2 separate regions of the Homo sapiens genome follow, and region 1 is linked to region 2. Evidence: read pairs that join two places in POLR2A ChIA-PET (ENCODE). Cell type or tissue: A673. All regions are shown on one strand. Links, peaks and the distances in the headings refer to the core of each region. The heading gives the core; the rest is flanking DNA. Region 1 overlaps KMT2C (lysine methyltransferase 2C). Region 2 has its middle 13 kb from the start of LINC01003.

The links. ChIA-PET counts read pairs that join two places held together with the same protein. Peaks named below come from ENCODE experiments on the same cell type or tissue, not always from the same donor. Only the 100,000 strongest peaks of a DNase experiment are listed, where the experiment ranks them.
Region 1: POLR2A ChIA-PET joins it to region 2 with 6 read pairs; 4 of 35 experiments call an interaction of 5 or more read pairs at or near these places.

What each region holds. Positions count from the first base shown.
Region 1 is chr7:152,380,889-152,386,274 of GRCh38, forward strand. All of the region lies in intron 1 of KMT2C (lysine methyltransferase 2C), which reads right to left. Among named protein-coding and RNA genes, the nearest start is that of KMT2C, 52 kb to the right of the region's middle. In A673, for the core only: no CTCF peak of the experiment used is centred there; a DNase peak (open chromatin) is centred at 3,223.
Region 2 is chr7:152,474,149-152,479,534 of GRCh38, forward strand. No RefSeq gene overlaps it. Among named protein-coding and RNA genes, the nearest start is that of LINC01003, 13 kb to the left of the region's middle. In A673, for the core only: no CTCF peak of the experiment used is centred there; no DNase peak of the experiment used is centred there.

The DNA of each region.
Region 1 (5,386 bases), core at 148-5,147, 93 kb before region 2:
AAAGGTAAGACAGACCTAGTATATTTATGACTTGAATCCCAAGCTACGAAACTGGAACATAATTTAGCAGAGAGACTCCAAAAGTTTTACAGCAAAAAGTATTAGAATCATTTATATACTGGGAAAAAATAGCCTCCTCATTTTAATAATCCAGATTGGGAAATCAGATCTAAAACAGATGTTCAATGGACATCCCATTTCTTTTGTAAAAGCAACTTGAGTGGTCAGTCATCAAGTTTTGTTCTGTTTTTAATTCACAATGAAAATCTGACTACTCATTTATTCAACAAATATTTGAGTGCCAGCTATGTGCTAGGCACTGTTCTAAACACGCCAATAACATTTATTTAGTGGGATTGATTCTGTACTCTAGAACAATGGTTCTTAACTGGGGAGAGGGAGTAATTTTTGCTCCCCAAGGGACATCTGGCAATGTCTAAAGACATTTTTGGTTGTCACGGGGGCAGGGAGGGGGGGAGGGGTGCGGGTGTGCTACTATATCTAGCGGGTGGAGGCCAGGAATGCTGCTTAACATCCTACACACAGGAGATACTGCCCATGACAAGGAATTAGCTAGTCCAAAATGTCAACAGTGCCAAAGCTGAATAAATCTGTTCAAGAGCAACACATTTCTATTCCCTCTTCCATAGTAATTGTTAATAAACATTAGTTCCATTTTCTACTATTTCTGTTCTACAATAGAGGCTTTAAAATATCTTAAGAAATATAACACCATTTTAATAATTTGGCAAGTAGAAGTAAAGATACCATGAATCCTGAGATTTCACTTTCAAAAATGTATAAGCTACATTTATTTTACAATATAACTTTTAGGAACAAAGTTGTCTTCTCCTTCTGACACTGACTGTTATCAAAAACTGTGCTAAAAGCTTTGAGTGATGTTTGATTATTCCTTTTATTTTGGGGTCCTTATAGCAGTTAATTACCACATTCTGCCAGTTCTTTCCAAGTGAATGCCTCACATTTCAACGGATCCTTTTCTATTACCAATGTATCATCTGAAATATTTTACTAACTGGTTTTTCTGAAGCTCAATGTCCATGTCTCCTTCCCTCCCAAGCTATCCCTACCCATTAATACTGTATTTTTCACCTGCTCAAAAGTCCATATGGTTGCCCGTAACATACCAAATAAGAACCTAATTCCTAAAGCTTGACATTCAAATCCTTTTTTCAACTAGCTACAATCCACTTTTCCAACTCTTTTTTCCACTGCTCTCCCTCAGGAGTAGCCTTTTTTAGCAAAATGACTTATTCTGAGATACATAAACAACCTTTCCAGATCAGAGACATCAAAAGCCATTCAGGCTTCATTGAGACAAAAGATACGCATTCAACTCAGAATAACAGTAAGAAATCAACTTATAGGGAAACCAGATCTAGCCATGTTCTATAAACATGAGAGATAACCCTGTTGGCTCATGCCACTGTCCTTATTTATAACGGCCCCTATTTGCCTTTCTACTTCTCTGAACTCCTTATCCTTCAAATCTACCATCTTTTCAAAAACCCAAACACAGAGTCACCTCAGTCACCATTACCTGCCCTTCCCCCACCCCACCCAATGCCTGTGGCTTTCAGGTCATTTATTTTGCAATAAACTTGTCATCTCAATTTTACTGGTTCTCTTTTAGATTCAGACAGCTGAGATTATGATAGATTCATTAGTAAGCTGAATGGGGAAGAAAAGGATATTTACATTCCCAGGCCAATTTTCAATGCTTTTTGGAAGATTCTGTTAAATTCACAATTTCCAGAACTGGCAAGGAATAGGTAAATATATACACTCATATATTACTGGTAAGAGTATAAATTGGTATAATTATCCTAAAGTGATATCTGCCAACATTGAAAGTCTTTAAAATCTGTATACTCTTTGGCCTAGGAATTCAACTTGAAAATTTATCATGAGTAAATTATAAAATGTACAAAGGTTTAACTATAAAGACACTCATCTCTGCATTGTTTCTAACTCTCAAAGATTGAGGTGGAGGGGAAAATTCCTTGTCCAATAAAAAAAGACTATTCCATGAATCATTTATTTAAGTAATGTAATACTCTGCAACTACTAAAATCCTATAGTATCATGGTTATTGACATGTAACTCTTTTAATGGCTTTCTTTCCTAAGCTAAGAAAAATACAAACATGATTCCACATAATGTATTTCAAATATTTGTATACATTTTTCTACTTTTCTATATTTTCCACACATCTATATATAATTTGTGTGTGTGTGTGTGTATGCATGCATGTAAATAAAATATACCTCTAAGTCTTGTAACCTTAAGATGGTGGGGCAAAATATTTTTATTTTCTGTTGTTGATTATTTAAAATTTAGCTACATTAAATTTTTTCTGATTTAGTAAACATACATAAGGCCTATTTATAGTTGAATGGCAGTCTTACAAAACCTAAGCAACCTTAGTTTACATTATCTGTGGGAAAAGCATTTTTAGTAGAATGCTTGCACATCTTCCTACATTCCTGTAATCAAACAGTATTTATCATCAACTATGTTGGTGACTCTCACTTTGACATAGGCTGAACCAGAAATCCTAGGAAAAACTGATGATAGAAAGCTAAGGGGAAGGACAGGAAGCCGGGAAACCCTGGGAAAGGAGGGATTATATTACACATGTTATGGGAACTAGTTTGTATATGCGGGGCACAGAGCATACACTTAGATAAGAAGGGGGTCATAAAACCAGAAAGGCAATAAATAGAATGTTATGAGCATGAACTCTAGATGCAGACTGTTTAGGTTCAATCCCACCTCTGCTTCTTACTACATTTATTACCTTAAGCAAGTCACTTAACTTCTCCCTGCCGTTTCTGCCCCATCTGTATAATGGGGATAACAGACCCTACCTTAGAGGGTTGTCACACTAATGAATTCTGAGAATAGTGCCTGGTACTACAGTTAAGTGCTCATTAGTTGTCCACACTCATCATCGTCATTACTCCTATTACTATGACGTGAAGAGTTGTGCTGCTAGGACAGGAGCAGCAACTTTTCAACACCAATCACTTTTTTAGATGGCCTCCTTTCTAGCCTTGTTAGTTGCCCAAATTCTGAAAAAAAAAACAAGAACTAAGACTCTAGAAGGAGATCCGAGAGGCAGACATGTGTGTCTGTGTGTGTGTGCGTGTGTGTAGGCGCGTGTGCATGTAGATGAAGGAGGAATCAGGAGTAATGCCAAGAATGAGAAATCTGTATAAGCAGTTCAGAAAAGGGGCATCATGAGTCACTCTCCTCAGTGCTGCCCCAAGAGTTCCACAGTTTGTTCCTTACATCATTCACTTGGATAAAACCTTTCAATGTCTCTCCATGGCCTTCAGAGTTAAATCAAAACTATTCCTTGGAATGACTTAAAACCCATACTACCTCTAAAGCCTCATCTCTTGACTCTCTCGCACCAAGCTCACTGAGCTTCCAGCCCTACTGAATTTCTTCAGTAACAAACTCTCACATCTCAGAGCCTTTGCACATGCTGCTCCCTCTGCCTGAAAAGTAACCTCTACCTCCTCCAATAGCAAACTGCTACTCAACCTTCAAAATGCAGCTCAAGGATAACTCCAGAGCTCTTTCCTGATTTCAAGCTAAATGCCTCTGCTATATTATCCCCCATGTGCATAACACCACCACCACCACCACCACCACCACCACCACCACCACCACCACCACCACCACCACCACCACCACGCTGCACTGATCCACCACTAGCCGATGACTCCTTTAGAGATCTTGTCTTTGGGTATTTCCAGATACTGTCCTATACAGTAACAGATACATTAAAAATAATAATTTTAAAAATTTATTAATCACAGCTGGAAAATACAGTGAACCTACTGATTACACTGGAAACTGGTAAAGAAAGGTAAACAAGCAAACATTTATTCTGCCTTTCCCATATGAACAGTTACACTGGGCAACCAAGTAAGAGGTGATGGAAACTTTTCTTTTTATAAAACAGTATTCCAGATAATAAAATGAAGGAGTAACACAACTAGAACATTATCATTTTACAACTCTTAATGAATCAACAGATCTAGGCATTAGTCACCAACAGTTGCTAATGTCACAAAAAGAGACAACCATATTTTGTGCCTCCTGATGAAAGAATGCACCACAATATAAGAAGCAGTCTTATAAAATAAGACTGAACCTGACTCTGACCAAGCCTCTGGTTCTAACTACTCATTTGGAAATACAGAAAATAGAGAAACATCGGGGATAAACCTGGTATTGAATCTCAGGAATCAGCAAAATCCTGACTACAGGAACTCTACAGGGCAAATAACCCATTTCTTTAACAAATAAATTGTGAGAATAAAAAGGAAGGTGGTATCCTACAGATTAAGACACTTAATCGCAATAAGTAAGCCTTATTCAAATACTTTTAAAAATTGAGACGTGTTGGCCGGGCGCGGTGGCTCACGCCTGTAATCCCAGCACTTTGGGAGGCCGAGGCGGGCGGATCACGAGGTCAGGAGATCGAGACCATCCCGGCTAAAACGGTGAAACCCCGTCTCTACTAAAAATACAAAAAATTAGCCGGGCGTAGTGGCGGGCGCCTGTAGTCCCAGCTCCTTGGGAGGCTGAGGCAGGAGAATGGCGTGAACCCGGGAGGCGGAGCTTGCAGTGAGCCGAGATCCCGCCACTGCACTCCAGCCTGGGCGACAGAGCGAGACTCCGTCTCAAAAAAAAAAAAAAAAAAAAAAAAAAAAAAAAAAAAAATTGAGACGTGTTTACCTGAACATAGAATATGATGATATTATGGATTTAACTGTCAATTTTTTTTTAAGTATGATGGTGGTATTAGGTTTTTCTTAAGCCTTCACTTTTTAGAACTACATTCTCTAATATTTATAAACGATATCACATTATGCCTGAGGCCAGGTGCAGTGGCTCATGCCTGTAATCCCAGCACTTTGGGAGGCTGAGGCGGGTGAATCACCTGAGGTCAGGAGTTCAAGACCAGCCTGGCAAACACAGTGAAACCCCGACTCTACTAAAAATACAAAAATTAGCCTGGCGTGGTAGCACTCACCTATAATACCAGCTACTTGGGAGGCTGAGGCAGGAGAAGTGCTTGAACCTGAGAGGCGAGGTTGCAGTGAGCTGAGATCATACCACTGCACTCCAGCCCGAGTGACAGAATGAGACTCCGTCAAAAAAAAAAAATTAATAAAAATAAAAATAAATAAAAGCACAGACCCTACAGAAAAGACTGCCTGGGTTCAAATCCTGTGTCCATGACTCACTCTGAGCCTTAGCTTCCTCAGCTGTTAAAAAAGAAAAAAAAAAAAAAAGGGACAATAGTAGTCTTTACTTCAGAGGACTTTTGTAAGAATTAAGTGAG
Region 2 (5,386 bases), core at 102-5,101:
TTGCCTTGATTCAAATGAACATCACTGGAAATCTTGACTAATTAGAACCTAGCAATAGTAGTCAACTGTGAAAGATTATACTAGAAGAAGAAATTCCCCAAAGTACTACAGAACTAATAACGATGATGACAATAACAATGTCTTGACATTGAGCAGAGTGCTGGACATTGTTCTAAATAATTTATATACACTATGTCGTCATATTTTAGTTTCCTCATTGTGCACATGTACCCTAAAACTTAAAGTATAATAATAAAAAAAAGAAACACACACAAATAAATAAATGAACTCTACACAGCAAAAAAAAAAAAATTAAATATTTTAGTTTCCTATTTGCTACCTCATCTTCCTTTACTTTTTTTTCCTTTTCTTTCTTCTTCTTTTTTTTTTTTTTTTTTTGAGACGGAGTCTGACTCTGTTGCCCAGGATGGAGTGCAGTGGCGCAATCTCAGCTCACTGCAACCTCTGCCTCCTGGGGTCAAGTGATTCTTCTGCCTCATCCTCCCTAGGAGCTGGGAATATAGGCACGTGCCACTGGGCCCAGCTAATGTTTGTATTTTAGTAGAGATGGGGTTTCACCATGTTGGCCTGGCTGGTCTTGAACTCCTGGGCTCAGGTGATCCACCTGCCTTGGCCTCCCAAAGTGCTGGGATTACAGGCTTGAGCCACTGTGCCTGGCCTGGTTTTGTTGGGTTTTGATGAGGAAGTAGATGGAGGAGGGGAGGTGGTAGCTGTGTCTAGGTCTGTCTCCATCTATTGGCCCTTAGTGCTCTCGTATTTCTCTCTCTTTTGAGTTTCTCATTTTGCTCCTACCACATTTGCTGCCTCAGTCTTGGCTCATTCTCTCTCTCCTCTGCCCTTGTCAGGGAATATTTCTTACTGACATGAGAAGTCAGATGCCAGTAGAAAAAGACACACCAACCATGACAGAAAAGACCTGAAAGAGGATATGCTTGGGGTACAATTAGAGAAAGGCAGGAAAGAACAAACATTCAGTCACTTTTTAGGACCAGTAAGGGCCAAAGGTTAGCATAATCCCGAAGGTACAGCAAACTACAGCATTCATCTTGTGCCTGGGTTGGAGGGTTCAAGGCAGCTGAAGAAATGGAAGATGAGGCCGGGTGCTATGGCTCACGCCTGTAATGCCAACACTTTGGGAGCCCGAGGCAACTGGTTCACCTGAGGTCACGGGTTCGAGACAAGCGTGGCCAACATGGCGAAACCCCGTCTCTACTAAAAATACAAAAATCAGCCGGGTGTCGTGGTGGACACCTGTAATCCCAGCTACTCAGGAGGCTGAGGCAGGAGGAGTGCTTGTACCCAGGAGGCGGAGGTTGCAGTGAGGGAGATCACGCCACTGCACTCTAGACTGTGCCACAGGGCGAGACTCCATCTCTAAAACAAATAAACAAACAACAAAAAAACCAAAAAACCAACGAAGCCCAATGAGAACAGCAGCATGCTGGAAAAGATTCCAGGTTTGTTCAGATGGGTTGTGTATTATGATGATTGTGAGTAGTCTGAAGAAATAGAACAATTCTGTGAAGTTACATTTAGTTGGGATCTACATGCATTGATAGAGAAATGTTTAAATAAAATGTATATCTTCGGCCGGGCGCGGTGGCTCACGCCTGTAATCCCAGCACTTTGGGAGGCCAAGGAGGGTGGATCACGAGGTCAGAAGTTCGAGACCAGCCTAGCCAACATGGTGAAACCCTGTCTCCACTAAAAATACAAAAAGTTAGCTGGGCATGTTGGCAGGCGTATGTAATCCCAGCTACTCGGGAGGTTGAGGCAGGAGAATCGCTTGAACCTGGGAGGTGAAGGCTGCAGTGAGCTGAGACCGTGCCACTACAATCCAGCCTGGGCAACAGAGCGGGCCTCCGTCTTAAAAAAAAAAAAAAAAAAAGTGTATCTTCATATAACGGAATGCTTATGAGAAGGGTTTAATAAAATGGCCTAATACCATATGTTAGATGAACAGAGAACCATGAAATAAAATTATGTATAAAAACACATTTAGGAGTTAAAAGGTGGTGTTAGTTTTTTTGTTTTTTTTTCTGAGACTGAGTTTCACTCTTGTTGCCCAGGCTGGAGTGCAATGGCGTGATGTTGGCTCATTGCAACCTCCACCTCCCGGGTTCAAGTGAGTCTCCTATCTCAGCCTCCTGAGTAACTGGGATTACAGGCGTGTGCCACCATGCCCAGCTAATTTTTGTATTTTTGGTAGAGATGGGGTTTCACCATGTTGGCCAGGCTGGTCCCAAACTCCTGACCTCAGGTGATCTGCCTGCCTCGGCCTCCCAAAGTGCTGGGATTACAGGCGTGAGCCACCGTGCCCAGCTGGTGTTAGTTTTTTAATTGATTAAAATACATTTAAAAGGATAGAATAAAAGGGCAGATGAAAATATGGCAAAATCATAGCAGTTATGGATTTCCAAAAATTTTTCTAGTGACATGTTGTACATACACAATCAGGGAAGAAACTAAAAATCAAACTGAGCATGTGCTTATTGAGTTTTAGTTCCATAAAAGAAACAAAAAAATTATACTACAGCTACAGATGTTACTGTCTCCAGATTTCAAAAATGTTTTCCAACTATCTCAAGGGAACTGGGCAAGAGAGAACAGATGGCTGAGCATAACCTACTCCCAATGCTAGAGAAGTAAATCAAAGTGCATTTCATACTGATGCTACCTCAGTAATACCGGCTTTGAGCAGAGAGGGATGGTGTGAATTATTTTCCCCCACTGTAACCCTTAAAGCCCGCCCGTCCCCCAGCTTTGTTTGAGGAAGGATAGTCTATGACGGATGGATAGCATCTAAGAAGGGATGTTAGTTTGCTAGGGCTGCGGTAACAAAGTAGCACAGACTGGGTGGTAGCAGAAATGTACTTTCTCTTAGCTCCAGAGGCCTGAAGTCCAATATCAAGGCATTAGCAGGGTTGGCCTCTCCTGAGGGCGTCTCAGCTTGTAGATGGTGTCTTTTTTTGTGTCTTCACATGGTTTTCCTTATGTGTGTGTCTGTGTCCTAATCTCCTCTTGTTATAAGGACACCAGTCATATTGAATCAGGGCCCACACTGATAACTTTTTTTTTTCAGACAGGGTCTGGCTCTATCACCCAGGCTGGAGTGCAGTGGCTCCATCATGGCTCACTGCAGCCTCAACCTCTTGAGCTCAAGCAATCCTCCTGCTTCATTCAGCCTCTCAAATAGCTGGGACTACAGAAGTGTGCCACAATGCCTGGCTAATTAAAAAAAAATTTTTTTTTTGGCCAGGGGCGGTGGCTCATGCCTGTAATCCAGCACTTTGGGAGACTGAGGCAGGCGGATCACCTGAGGTTAGGAGTTCTAGACCAGCCTGATCAACATGGAGAAACCCCGTCTCTACTAAAAATAAATACACAAAATTAGCCGGGTGTGGTGGCACATGCCTGTAATCCCAGCTACTCGGGAGGGTGAGGCAGGAGAATCTCTTGAACCTGGGAGGTGGAGGTTGTGGTGAGCCGACATTGCACCATTGCACTCCAGCCTGGGCAACAAGAGCGAAACTCCATCTCAAAAAAAAAAAATTTTTTTTTTTTTGGCCAGGCATGGTGACTCACACCTATAATCCCAGCACTTTGGGAGTCCGAAGCAGGCGGATCACCCAAGATCAGGAGTTCGAGACCAGCTTGGCCAACATGGCAAAACGCCTTCTCTACTAAAAATACAAAAATTAGCCAGGCATGATGGTGGGCGCTTGTCAACCCAGCTACTCAGGAGAATCCCTTGACCCTGGAAGGCAGAGCTGAGATCGTGCCACTGCACTGCAGCCTGGGCGACAGAGCAAGACTCCATCTCAAAAAAATAAAAAAAAAAAAAAAGAAAAAGACAAGTATAACAACCAAACAAATTCCAAACTGCATTGACTTTTTCTACAGCAAGGAAATTTTGATTTGAACCAAAGAATCCTTCATTTCATTTTGTAGCAGGCTCCAGTCCCTTTTGGGAAAGGTAAGGGTATATATAATGAATAAATAAATAATATCACTGTATTTTGCATTGGCAGAAAAAAAATCTGTATGTGCAAGCAACAATCTTTTCCTTGTTTCAATATTAAATTGCTTACTTGGACTAAAGTAAACCTTTAGAAGTATAAAACTGCTTGGTATTCGTATCAGTTAGCATAAATTCAAAGGAAATCAATCAGCATAACCAAATGACATTGAGTCAATGTTGACTTACTCTTCTACTGGACTTCTTTTTTTTTTTGAGACAGGGTCTTGCTCTGTCACCCAGGCTGGAGTGTAGGAATGATCCCCACTTACTGCAACCTCCACCCCCCAGCTCAAGTGATCTCCCACCTCAACCTCCCAAGTAACTGGGACCACCCCGCCATCATACCCAGCTAATTTTTTTTTTTTTTGAGACAGAGTCTTGCTTTGTCCCCCAGGCTGGAGTGCAGTGGCCCAATCTTGGATCACTGCAACCTCTGCCTCCCGGGTTCAAGCGATTCTTCTGTCTCAGCCTCCCGAGTAGCTGGGATTACAGGCACAGGCTGCCACGCCTGGCTAATTTTTCTTTTTTTTCAGGGGAGGTGGGGGGACAGGGTTTCACTGTTGTTGCCCAGGCAGGAATGCAATGGCGTGATCTCGGCTCACCACAATCTCCGCCTTCCAGGTTCAAGCAATTCTCCTGCCTCAGCCTCCTGAGTAGCGTGGATTATAGGCATGCACCACCACGCCCAGCTAATTTTGTATTTTTAGTAGAGACAGGGGTTTCTCCATGTTGGCAGGCTGGTCTTGAACTCCCAACCTTAGGTGATCCGTCTGCCTTGGCTTCCCAAAGTGCTGGGATTACAGGTGTGAGCCACTGCGCCCGGCCACCTGGCTAATTTTTTGTATTTTAGTAGAAACGGGGTTTCACCATGTTGCCAGGCTGGTCTTGAACTCCTGAGCTCAGGCAATCCACTCACCTAGGCCTCCCAAAGTGCTAGGATTACAGGCGCAAGCCACCACACCCGGCCCTTTTTTTGTATTTTTAGTAGAGATGTAGTCTCATCATGTTGCCCAGGCTGGTTTGAACTCAAGTGATCCACCCTGTCCTCCCAAAGTACTAGGATTACAGGTGTGAGTCACCACTCCCGGCCAAGACTTCTTTTTATTTACATTTCATGGGAATTATATTTTGGAGATGCCTAAGGCACAGAAAACTTAAATGATGCTATAGACTGAATTGTTTTCCCCCACCCATTCATGCGTTTAACCCCTAACCCCCAATATCACTGTATCTGGAGACAGGATCTTTAGGAGGTAATTAAGGTTAAGAGAGGTGCACTGATCCCAGCCCCTCTCTCTGCCACATGAGGACACTTAGAGAAGGTGGCAGCCACAAAGCAGGAAG